Linked DNA regions of Homo sapiens: region 1 is linked to region 2. Evidence: chromatin loops called from intact Hi-C (ENCODE). Cell type or tissue: PC-3. All regions are shown on one strand. Links, peaks and the distances in the headings refer to the core of each region. The heading gives the core; the rest is flanking DNA. Region 1 overlaps ADAMTS6 (ADAM metallopeptidase with thrombospondin type 1 motif 6). Region 2 overlaps ADAMTS6 (ADAM metallopeptidase with thrombospondin type 1 motif 6).

The links. Peaks named below come from ENCODE experiments on the same cell type or tissue, not always from the same donor. Only the 100,000 strongest peaks of a DNase experiment are listed, where the experiment ranks them.
Region 1: a loop joins it to region 2, with 2.5 times the contacts of the local background. A loop is called at or near these places in 3 of 110 quality-filtered maps.

The regions. Positions count from the first base shown.
Region 1 is chr5:65,156,083-65,161,471 of GRCh38, reverse strand. The region is part of intron 24 of ADAMTS6 (ADAM metallopeptidase with thrombospondin type 1 motif 6); the gene reads left to right. Among named protein-coding and RNA genes, the nearest start is that of ADAMTS6, 320 kb to the left of the region's middle. In PC-3, for the core only: no CTCF peak of the experiment used is centred there; a DNase peak (open chromatin) is centred at 3,051; H3K27ac peaks cover 1,528 bases.
Region 2 is chr5:65,212,031-65,217,419 of GRCh38, reverse strand. It overlaps ADAMTS6 (ADAM metallopeptidase with thrombospondin type 1 motif 6), which reads left to right. Exons shown (of 25, transcript NM_197941.4): 19 at 1,933-2,096; 20 at 2,488-2,626. Among named protein-coding and RNA genes, the nearest start is that of ADAMTS6, 270 kb to the left of the region's middle. In PC-3, for the core only: CTCF peaks have their summits at 3,087 and 3,291 (motif pointing left); no DNase peak of the experiment used is centred there.

The DNA.
Region 1 (5,389 bases), core at 337-5,336, 56 kb after region 2:
TATATAACACATAGTTGGAAAAACCCAGTGTGTACCTTGGGAAAAGTGAATAAAACATTATGAGCTGAATTACAAGTTTTAATCCATAGAGATATGGAATGGACGGATAACATAGATTTCAAAAGAGACAAGGAGGCCGGGCACGGTGGCTCACGCCTGCAATCTCAACATTTTGGGAGGCCAAGGGGAGAGGATTGCTTGAGCCCAGGAGTTTGACACCAGCCTGGGCAACATAGGGAGACACCTTCTCTACAAAAAATTTAAAAACTAGCTGGGTATGGTGGCACGCATCTGTAGTCCAGCTACTTGGGAGGCTTAGGTAGGAGGATCACTTGAGTTTGGGAGGTCGAGGTTGCAGTGAGCCATGATCACACCATTGCACTCCAGCCAGGGTGACAGAGTGAGACTCTGTCTCAAAATAAATAAATAAATAAAAAGAGAGAGAGAAGAGGTTCTAGTGTGAAAATAATGCAAACGTGGTCTGTTACGGTTTGTAGGAGGCAGATCAAGGAAGAAAAGAGGCCGGGCATGGTGGCTCACGCCTATAATCCCAGCACTTTGGGAGGCTGAGGTGGGTGGATCACATGAGATCAGGAGTTCAAGACCAGCCTGACCAACATGGAGAAACCCTGTCTCTACTAAAAATACAAAATTATCCGGGCATGGTGGCACATGCCTGTAATCCCAGCTACTTGGGAGGCTGAGGCAGGAGAATTGCTTGAATTTGGGAGGCAGAAGTTGCGGTCAGCTGAGATCACGCCATTGCACTCCAGCCTGGGCAACAAGAGCAAAACTCTGTCTCAAAAAAAAAAAAAAAATGGAGGAAAGAAATGCCTTTTAGCAAGGAAAAGTTAAGAAGAAAGTTGGAGGCCGGGCGCGGTGGCTCACGCCTGTAATCCCAGCACTTTGGGAGGGCGAGGCGGGCAGATCACGAGGTCAGGAGATTGAGACCATCCTGCCTAACATGGTGAAACCCCATCTCTACTAAAAACAAAAAATTAGCCGGGCGTGGTGGTGGGCACCTGTAGTCCCAGCTACTCGGGAGGCTGAGGCTGGAGAATGGCGTGAACCCGGGAGGCGGAGCTTGCAGTGAGCCGAGATTGCGCCACTGCACTCCAGCCTGGGCGACAGAGCGAGACTCCTCTCAAAAAAAAAAAAAAAAGAAAGTCGGAGAAGGAGCAGTTTCTGGTTAATGCAGGAGAGTGGAAGAGGTGGAAGAGGATCCCCTTTCCTCCAGCACAGTCAGATTCCCATGACTCATAGTACGAGGCTACTGAAAAACCACTTCAACTCTACCCCAAGACAGGGCAGGATTTGGGGAGACGTATTGAGATCTAAAATAGTCTTTCAGTTGAATCTCTATGAATTAAATGGGCCACAGATAGAATGTTGAGAATTGTTTTGACTACCAAGGTTTGGGTAATGGTCTCCCTCCTATCAGTATTTCATTATGAAAAAAATTAGAAGTTTCAAACATACAGCAAAGCTGAAAGAATTTTACAGTGAACATCCACCATCTAGATTATATTACTTTTAATGGCAAAAACTGAAATTACTTTTGCACCAAACCATAGCATTATCATTTACTGAACATGCTTTTTCATATATGTGCATATATCTGCCCATCCATTCCTCAAGCTTATGATTTTTTAAATAACATCCTACATTCATCCAATCATTAATTTATTTACTTAGCAAACATACTTACCATGTGCTAGGCACCAAGACTATGAACGCAATACAACAGGTTCCCTGTTCTCAAAGGTTTAGTAGGATTGGCAACATACAAATAATTTTGACAATATGAGCAGTACTGTTCCAGGCGTGGCAAGAAGTGACCATGAGTGCACAGAGGAGCAGGTAATCAGCAGAAGCATCACAGAGAAGGCAAGCTGAGCTGGACATGGAAGGTAGGAAACAGTTTACCCAGAAGACATTGAAATGCAGGGCATTCCTGACAGAGGACAAGTGTGTGCAGTCACAGGGGCATGGAGGCAGTTTGCTATCGCTGCGGTGGGTTGGGAGATGAGCAGGCAGTGCAGATGAGGCTACAGAGAGAGAGGCAGGGACTTGGTTTTGGAGACTCCACATGTAGTGGAAGGAAGCTAGGACTCTATCTTTGGGTTATAGGGAACAAGTGAAAAAAAACTGGGGTTTGATATGCTCAGGATGACAGAAGGGTAACGAAGCAGAGGGAGGGCAGCCTTGTGTGGGAGTAGAATGAGAAAGAATTTTTCTAAGAGTCCAGGCAAGAGAGGATGGAGGCGTGAACTAAGGCAGATATTGTAGGGATTAAAAGGAGAGTGATGAACTGGGGGGAAAATAATAAAATGAAAGGAGAATAAAAAGAGCCTGATGAACAGTTAGACATGGAGATGAGAGATATGGAGGCGTTCAGGATGACTCCCACATTTCAGATTTAGGTAACTGTGTACCATCATTAATCATGAAGGAATTCAGGCATCTGTAGGGAAATTAAACACATTAGTCCTCTGAAGCTTTAATAAGATAATGGAATTTGAATAAGATTAAAAAATAAAATAAATTGAGAGAGATTGAAGAAATGGAGGGAGGTCAAGCAACAAATGATAATAAGGAAATCAGAAGCAGGGTTTCAAAAAATTAAAATAGCAAGAGGGAAATGGGAGGAAGAAGAAGGGAGATACAATTTGCTGTGTTCAACATCTGCTTTAGTTTTTTGTTTCTGAAAGCCTTTGGCAAAGGGTTAAAACATTATAGGCATGATCTTGACAGACTGCCACTGATGAGGGTAACACTATGTTGCTGCTAAAAGTGAATTAAAGCCACCCTGGGTATCAGTACATTTGCAATACTACTCAGAGTAATTTTTTGAAGTACATATGTCAGTTGGGACTAACCTCCTCAAGCTCACCTGAAATTCTATCCAAAATGCCATTTTATTCATCTTTCATGCAGTTTCAAGTTCCCTTGTAGTTTATATAGTGAGTCTTTTCAGCTTCTCAATAGTACAAGGAACTCTGTCACAGAGTATTTATTGCTGTCAGGTCGTGATTCATGGTGTGCCATGGGCTGGTAACCAATCCAGGAAAGGTGTGGTTAGTGTACAATGGTTTACCAGCCCAGGATGTCTAATAGTGGCTTTGGTGGCTCTTAGACTCCCTCATGTAAATAGCTCTGGGAAAGCTTAGGCAGCTCCAGAAATCTCAAACCAAGAATTTTGGTCAAACTAGCTACTGCATTTGGGTTTTAATGTGGAACCTGATGTATTAAAATCAGTAAAGGAACGATAAAGGTCATTTGAAGGCTTTGGTTTCAAAGAGGTGAGGAAGGCCAGTTTTTTTCTTTACCACTTCAAAGAGTTCGTAATTCACTTAGCATGCAGGTTCACATTCCTGGCTGTCTGGTCTGGAGGGAACCCTGGATTTGGGTTGAGATTATACCACCTCCAGGTTGAATGTGGGTGGCATCCAGGGAATAAGACTAAATAAAAAGAAACTTGAGAAAGCAAAGAGAGAAAGGAATGGTCTAGTCTATGGGAAATTGAAATCAGTGTAAAGTTCGATAGCTGATATCATCTTGCTTCAAGGATAAAAATAAGCTGGTGTACTGTTCTGTTACAATGAATAATGTTAGGTTCCCAAGCAAAAGTTGCCATTTCATCCTTTTCTAGTCTGAATATGTAAAATGTCAAGGGGTCAAGTACAACTTTATTAGGAGAAGTACACTGAGTTCACATTCCCCACCCCAACTCCTGTGCCACGCATGCACAACCTTTGCTATCTCACTTCTCATCAGGTTCTGCATTTCCATGGGCAGTTTGTCAGAAGCACAGCTGTTTGTACTTTTTAAATCCAAAAGATAGACCTTTAGGTGCTTAAGTCATAACTCTTCACTTACTGTTTTCTTCTTCTGAACCACATAAGGAGTTTACAGAAACAGAGGGCATGCATTCTCCAAAGAGAGATGCTGATGGTCCAACCTGGTCATGAAGGGTATCTCCCAACTCCAGTGAGACAAGTAGGCAAGCTTTGTAACATTCAGTGACATAAATGCAAAAGCCCTGCATTTGAGGACTTGGTCTTGTATTTCTTGGACCAAATCAAGCCTTCAAAGTCACAATTAATCTGAATCTAATTGCATTCTAAATTCATAAACCTCTATTCAGTATATTTTGAAAGCAAGTCTTTTAGGTCAGAGTTTTGAAAGATTAATGTAAAGCACCTGGGGAAAAACTCATTGGCACATCAATGTTAAGTAGATTCATGTGTTGCCTATGAAACAGGTTGTCTAATTTTATCATTCAACTCTACCAAAACCCAGATTACCAATGAGAACCACTCCAGCATGCCTGGCAAATTACTTCAGATTCTAATAATGGATCCAGTTCACATTTCAGCGCCTAGGGGCTGGCTTTCAGCCCTTGATGTCTTCCCAAGTCTCTCTGAGAAGAATTTGGGAATTCTCCGTAAAGTCATTCCCACCAGAAGTCTCTAGTCCTGGGTAAAGTGTAACTTTTCTTTCAGGGGTGGAGTGGGGTGTAAAAAGAGGAGAGAATAATTAGGTTTACAAAATGTTAACTAGAAACCACAAGATAAGGACCTCTTACCTTTCCAATATCCTCACAGGAAAAGGGTAGAAAGGGTGTCTTGTCATTCTTCTCCTAGGAGAGTACTTAGCTGGTACATGATGATAGTCGAAGAGAAAATAAGCCTCCTTCATCTTAAAATCCTTGACCCACTGGCTTAGATTCCACTACTTAGAAAGCAGTAAGTAGATAGATATAAGTGTGTTTGCATGAAGAAAGTATGACAGTAAAGCTCAAACCTTCAAAACAAATTAACTACAGAGTGATTATAATACCAAAAAAACCTGAAACTAAGTAATTCTTTTGAATGGACCTCTTAGTATTATTTATTTGCTGCACATTATGCACTACTTGGGTATAGAGGAATTTTGAATTTTTAAACATTTTAAGTATCAGCTAGAAATCAATGCCAACTGTAAATCATTCAGAAATTAAAACAGAACATTTGTTATTGTTTTAATTTCAATGGGATATGTGATTTAACTTATATACAGCTTTTCCAGAATATTTTTGGTGGTGGTGGTGGTTTTTTTTTGGTGTTTTTTGTTTTTGTTTTTTTGGTTTTTTGTTTGTTTTGTTTTGTTTTCGTTTTTTTGTGTTTTTTTTAAACAATAGTAAGTTGTACTGCTCAAGGGTAGAAGAGAAAAGGCTTTCATAATTTCACTGGGCTTTAAGGATGAGGCAGATTAATGAAATAAGTTTTATAATTAAGGCCTCTCAACGACATCAGCATAATTGCAATGAGCACAGCAAATCAGTCCTCTCTAGCTAAGCTAAAAGTGGTAGATGGGTTGAATGCCCCAATATAATTTAAAACTGGTA
Region 2 (5,389 bases), core at 184-5,183:
AGAGGTGTTAGAATTCCTTCATTTAGTAGTTGTAAAAAAAAAAAAAGGAAGTGAGAGCTCAAACTGAAGGAGAATTTAAAGCCACATAGTTGTTTTTATCTTTATTTTTACTATTTCATATATGACAGTCTCAGATGTCCTTATAAAACCAAATGTTTTAAACTAGACAGAAAACCACTGCAAGTGAGAGTTGAAAATAAAAAATTTTAAGTACACAAAAAGTTCAAGGCCAGGTATTTCTTCTATTTGCTTGTTCCTATCTCAAAAGGTTAATTAGATTTATTTTGAAGATTAAATGAATCTTCAAAACATGTCTGAAGTTAAGAAACTACAAATATTTTTGCCAGGCAAATGGGGGTCGGGAGATGACAATGGTCTGTAGTATGAAGGACAAGAGCTGGAGGTCTAGGGAGTCAGAGACTCTGCACCATGACCCTTTAGTCCTTTTGGGCTACTTGTTTATCAGGTCTGACGAATCAAAGTTTTTGCAGTCAGCTAGCATACTAACAAAATATTAAGCTGACATGTTTATTTGTTTCCTGTTTGTTTATAGGAGTTTTTGTACGGTAGTACTAAAAATACTTTTTCAGCTACATGTGCTTTTAAACTGTGTGTGTGTGTGTGTGTGTGTGTGTGTATTTCTTGTAAGAGATTTTTTTAAAGTATGCATGTTTATCTATCAATATTTTTTCTGAGTTTTTTGTCATGCTTAGAAATTTTTCACAACACAATATTATGAGAAAAAAAGTTCTTTTATATTTTCTCCTGACATTTTAAGATTTAACTATTTTTATATTTAAATATTTACCCATCTGGCATTTATCCTTTCTCTTTTTTTAACTTTGTTTTTATTGAGGTGAAATTAACATTACATAAAATTAACCATTTGAAGTGAACAATTAAGTGGCGTTTGAAACATTCCAAACATTTACATCACCCCAGAAAAAAACCCATATCCATTAAGCAGGTGAATCCCCATTCTCCCCATTCCCCATCCCCTGGCAACTACCCATCTGCTTTCTGTCTCTGTGGCTTTTTACCTACTCTGGACATTTTATATAGATGGAAGCATACTATATGTGATCTTTCCTGTCTGGTCTCTTCCATTTAATGTTTTTGAGTTTCATCACATTATAGCTTGTTATCAATACTTCATTACTTGTTATGGCTGCATAACATTCTGTTACATTATAATACCACAATTTGTTTATTTATTCATCCACTGATGAACATTTGTGTTGTTTTGATTTGGTGCTACTGGAAATAGTGCTACTATGAATATGTGTGTCCAAGTATTTGTTTGAGTACCTGTTTTCAATTCTTTTGGATATGTGCCTAGGAGTTGAATTGTGGCATTTATTCTTATATAAAGAAAGAAATATAAATTCAGCATTTTTTTGCCAAAAGAATAGTCTTTTGCCTTAGCCCCATTTCTTGTTCTTTCCTTTACTAATTTAAGATACTTCCTTTATCATAAACAGAATTCCCATATGAACTTGGGTCTATTTCTTAAATCTCTTTGATTCGTGTTCTGTCGATCAGTCTGTGTCCAAGTGCAACAGGTTGTCCCCACCCCATATCCATTTAATTACTATTTCAGTATTTGGAAAGGAAAGCCTGCTCCCCACCCTCATGTTAAGTCTCATCCCTAGTTATTCCTTTTCTCATAATTTTCCTTGTTACTTCCACATGTTTATTCCTCCAGGTTAACCTTTCGTTGCTTTCTATTAGTGACATTATAAATACTTAAGTAATATCTTCTTACCATTCACATGAAAAATACCATTTTAATTTGTACTTAAGAATATGGTCAAGAGTCACATCTCTAAATGGAAATCGGTATTCATTGTATACTTTATTGCAGTAATTAATCAGTGACACTTTGGTAAATGAAATTTCACATTTTTAGGTGAATTGTGATTTGTTTTCTAGCTTTAAAATCTGAAGGAGATGATTACTATATTAATGGTGCCTGGACTATTGACTGGCCTAGGAAATTTGATGTTGCTGGGACAGCTTTTCATTACAAGAGACCAACTGATGAACCAGAATCCTTGGAAGCTCTAGGTCCTACCTCAGAAAATCTCATCGTCATGGTAAATGCGTCTTTGCCATTGTATTTCTTCTGTTTTTAATTCCCCCTTGTGAGGTAGGAAGGGGCAGGTTTTATTATCTCTGCTTTACAGGTGATGAAATTAAGGTAAATAAAGATAAAATGATTTACCCAAGGGTGTTAGAGCTGTGCAGAGTTAAGGCCATAGTGCTCTTGCTTGAATAGTATTTTTATAACCAAACAAGACAGATGAAAGCAATGGCTCCAAAATACCCATGAAAATGGGAGGAGAAAATTTGATATAAATGCATGTGTTTTATATTAAGTTTCCTGTAAGACTTGTTTTGACATTTTCTTCTTCAAAAGGAATAATAAATATCTGAATGAAGGCTCATTGTATTTTAATTGTCTTCACCAGTTGTTTTCAATGGCAGGTTCTGCTTCAAGAACAGAATTTGGGAATTAGGTATAAGTTCAATGTTCCCATCACTCGAACTGGCAGTGGAGATAATGAAGTTGGCTTTACATGGAATCATCAGCCTTGGTCAGAATGCTCAGCTACTTGTGCTGGAGGTAAGATGCCCACTAGGCAGCCCACCCAGAGGGCAAGATGGAGAACAAAACACATTCTGAGCTATGCTTTGTGTTTGTTAAAAAAGCTAATTGGAAACATTTCTTGCAGGTTTGCTTCAAGCTGTAATTTAGCAAAAGAAACTTTGCTTTAATTATATTATATTCCATTTGTTTTCAACCTCATGTAATTTGTGCAGATTTGTTGGTAAAATACATCTTGGCACAATGAGTGTCTCTGCTGGTGCTTCTCCCAAGACTATCTTGAAGGTGGGCTGTTTGCCTTTCGTGAACACATTCTTGGTAAAGAACATCAAAAGTTTTAAAAAAGAAAATGAGCAAGAATCAGACATCACAGATGCAACTTCTTGTAATGGGAGATGAGAATGTACGGCTGTGTGCTTGTTGTGTGTGTTTGTGTGCCTGTGTGTTTGCCACAATCCTATTCAAACTCCCTTCTCCTGCCATCAAAGTTAAGGGGCTGTATACTGGGATGCTACAATAATTACTGGTATCTGGGTTCTGGGTTAATGGTGTATACTGACCCCATTACAGTCCCTCAGAGGTAGCTGCTAGGCGGTGGTTGGTGATGTGTTGGTTGTCCCATGTGCGTTTTTCATGGGTGCCTTTTCCCTACAATTTACTCTATTCCTAATCCTCCTCCCTCTAGTGGCCACCAATGCAATTCTTTACCTCTGGCTGGGAGAGCAGGACAGTTGGCTTCCTTCAAAGCCAACACCCTTGCTGCTGCATGGACTGGTGAGTAGAAGTGCTGTGCAAGCAGCATCTTCCTTCTCTCTGGAGACTAAATGCATCGCCTCCACCGTACACCTTGATCCTAACAGGCAAGGAAACAAACCTGTCCTTCAGGCCTAGGCTGGACTAGATCACCTCACCATTCCAGAAGCAAAGATTAAATTTTAAATAGTGATATTTATTTTGGGAAAAATTAAAATAAAGTAAATCATCCAATACATTACCTATACTCCTTTTTTAAACTATGCAGAAATATATGATTTTTATATAGACTTCATCCTGTCTTGTATTTGCATCTTCTGATTTTCAAGTCTTAAATCAGAGAGGTTATTTTTAGAGAAATAATTAACATATAATCTATTCAGTATTTTTATTTTATTTTATTACTTATTACTTTTTTTTTTTTGAGACAGGTTTTTGCTCTGTTGCCCAAGCTGGAGTGCAGTGACACGATCATGGCTCACTGCAGCCTCAACCTCCTGGGCTCAAGTGATCCTCCCACCTCAACCTTCTGAGTAGCTAGGGAGCACGCCACCACACCTGGCTAATTTTAAAAATTTTTGTAAAGACAGGATCTCACTGTGTTGCCTAGGCTTGTCTGGAACTCCTGGCCTCAAGCATTCCTCCTGCCTCAGTCTCCCAAAATGCTGGGATTATGGGCATGGGCCATCACGCCCAGCCTAATTCAGTATTTTTAGTCTCATACAGAATTAAAGCAATGATTAACTACAACTCCAATTTCAATATAAAGTCTATACAACATGAAAAAAACAAAAAAGATGAATAATAATATATTAATGTACTCTACTGTGTAAAGTATCATGAAACATGGTTATGTATAATTCGTGACATATTTTAAAAGATCTCTAGTTCCCATCCATTTTATGTGTAAAATGGCTGGTGATTTGTAATGTAAAGTTTTTAAAGCCATAGGACATTACCATTTTTAAATAAAGAAATATTTGCAACTAATTGATCAAGTATATGCCATTGCATTATTTTTAGTGGCATTTATACATATATCTATCTTTTATCCAATTCAATTCTTTTTATTCTATAAATTAACTTTTCCCTTTGCATATTCCAACAAAAAGTCTTCTAGAACAATACATACATAATTCAGGCCCTGAGGCAAGGTGGGATAAACTTATTAAAGAATAATTTAAATAATTTGAAGTTTAGGAAATCTAATAAGGATAGTCTAAAGTTAAAGTGGATTAGCTTGGAGAAAAGAAAGCTAAGGGGATGCATATTAGCATACGACAGAAGGTTGAATGGGAAATTCTTAGAGCCGCTTCATCTTTGTACTGAAATTGCTATATTTGGGGATGGTTTAGATACAGTCTTGTCTGAGACCAAGAAAGGATTAAATGAATTCTTAATGTTCCTTCAATCCTATGATTCTATTTGTTCAGAAAGGAGATAATCCAACAAAAAAGCAAAGAAGAAGAAGAGGAAAAAGGCCATGAGAACTGAATTTGGAAGAAAAAAATATAATTTTGTTGAAGTCAGAAAGTAAAAAGTCTAAATGAGTGTTATTTTTTTCCATAACACTTGCATTGAGAAATAGAAGTGATTTCTTGTGGTAGGGGGTAAAAAAAAAAAAAAAAAAAAAAAGAGAGAGAAAAGCCTCTGGAAGGGAGAGCTTTCTCTTCCTTGTTATTTATTCTTCTTTCTGTGATCTGGAGCTACTGGTCTTAGATACTGGAGGTGGTTCTGGGAACTCACATTAGGGTTGGTTGTGGGTGATTATGAGCATTCTTGAGGCTATTGCCTTCTTCAAATGAGGGATATAGAGGGCATGGTGTAAAGAGCTGCCATTTGTTTCGGTAAGTGGTTCTTAAAGTCTGGTCCCGCCAGCAGCATCAACATCATTTAGAAACTTGTTAGAAATGCTAATTTGAGCACCCCATTACAGACCTACTGAACAGAAACTCTTCGAGTGGGGCGCATTAATCTGCGTTTCAACAAGCCCTGCAGGTGATTTTGTTGCTCGCTCAAGTTTGTGTA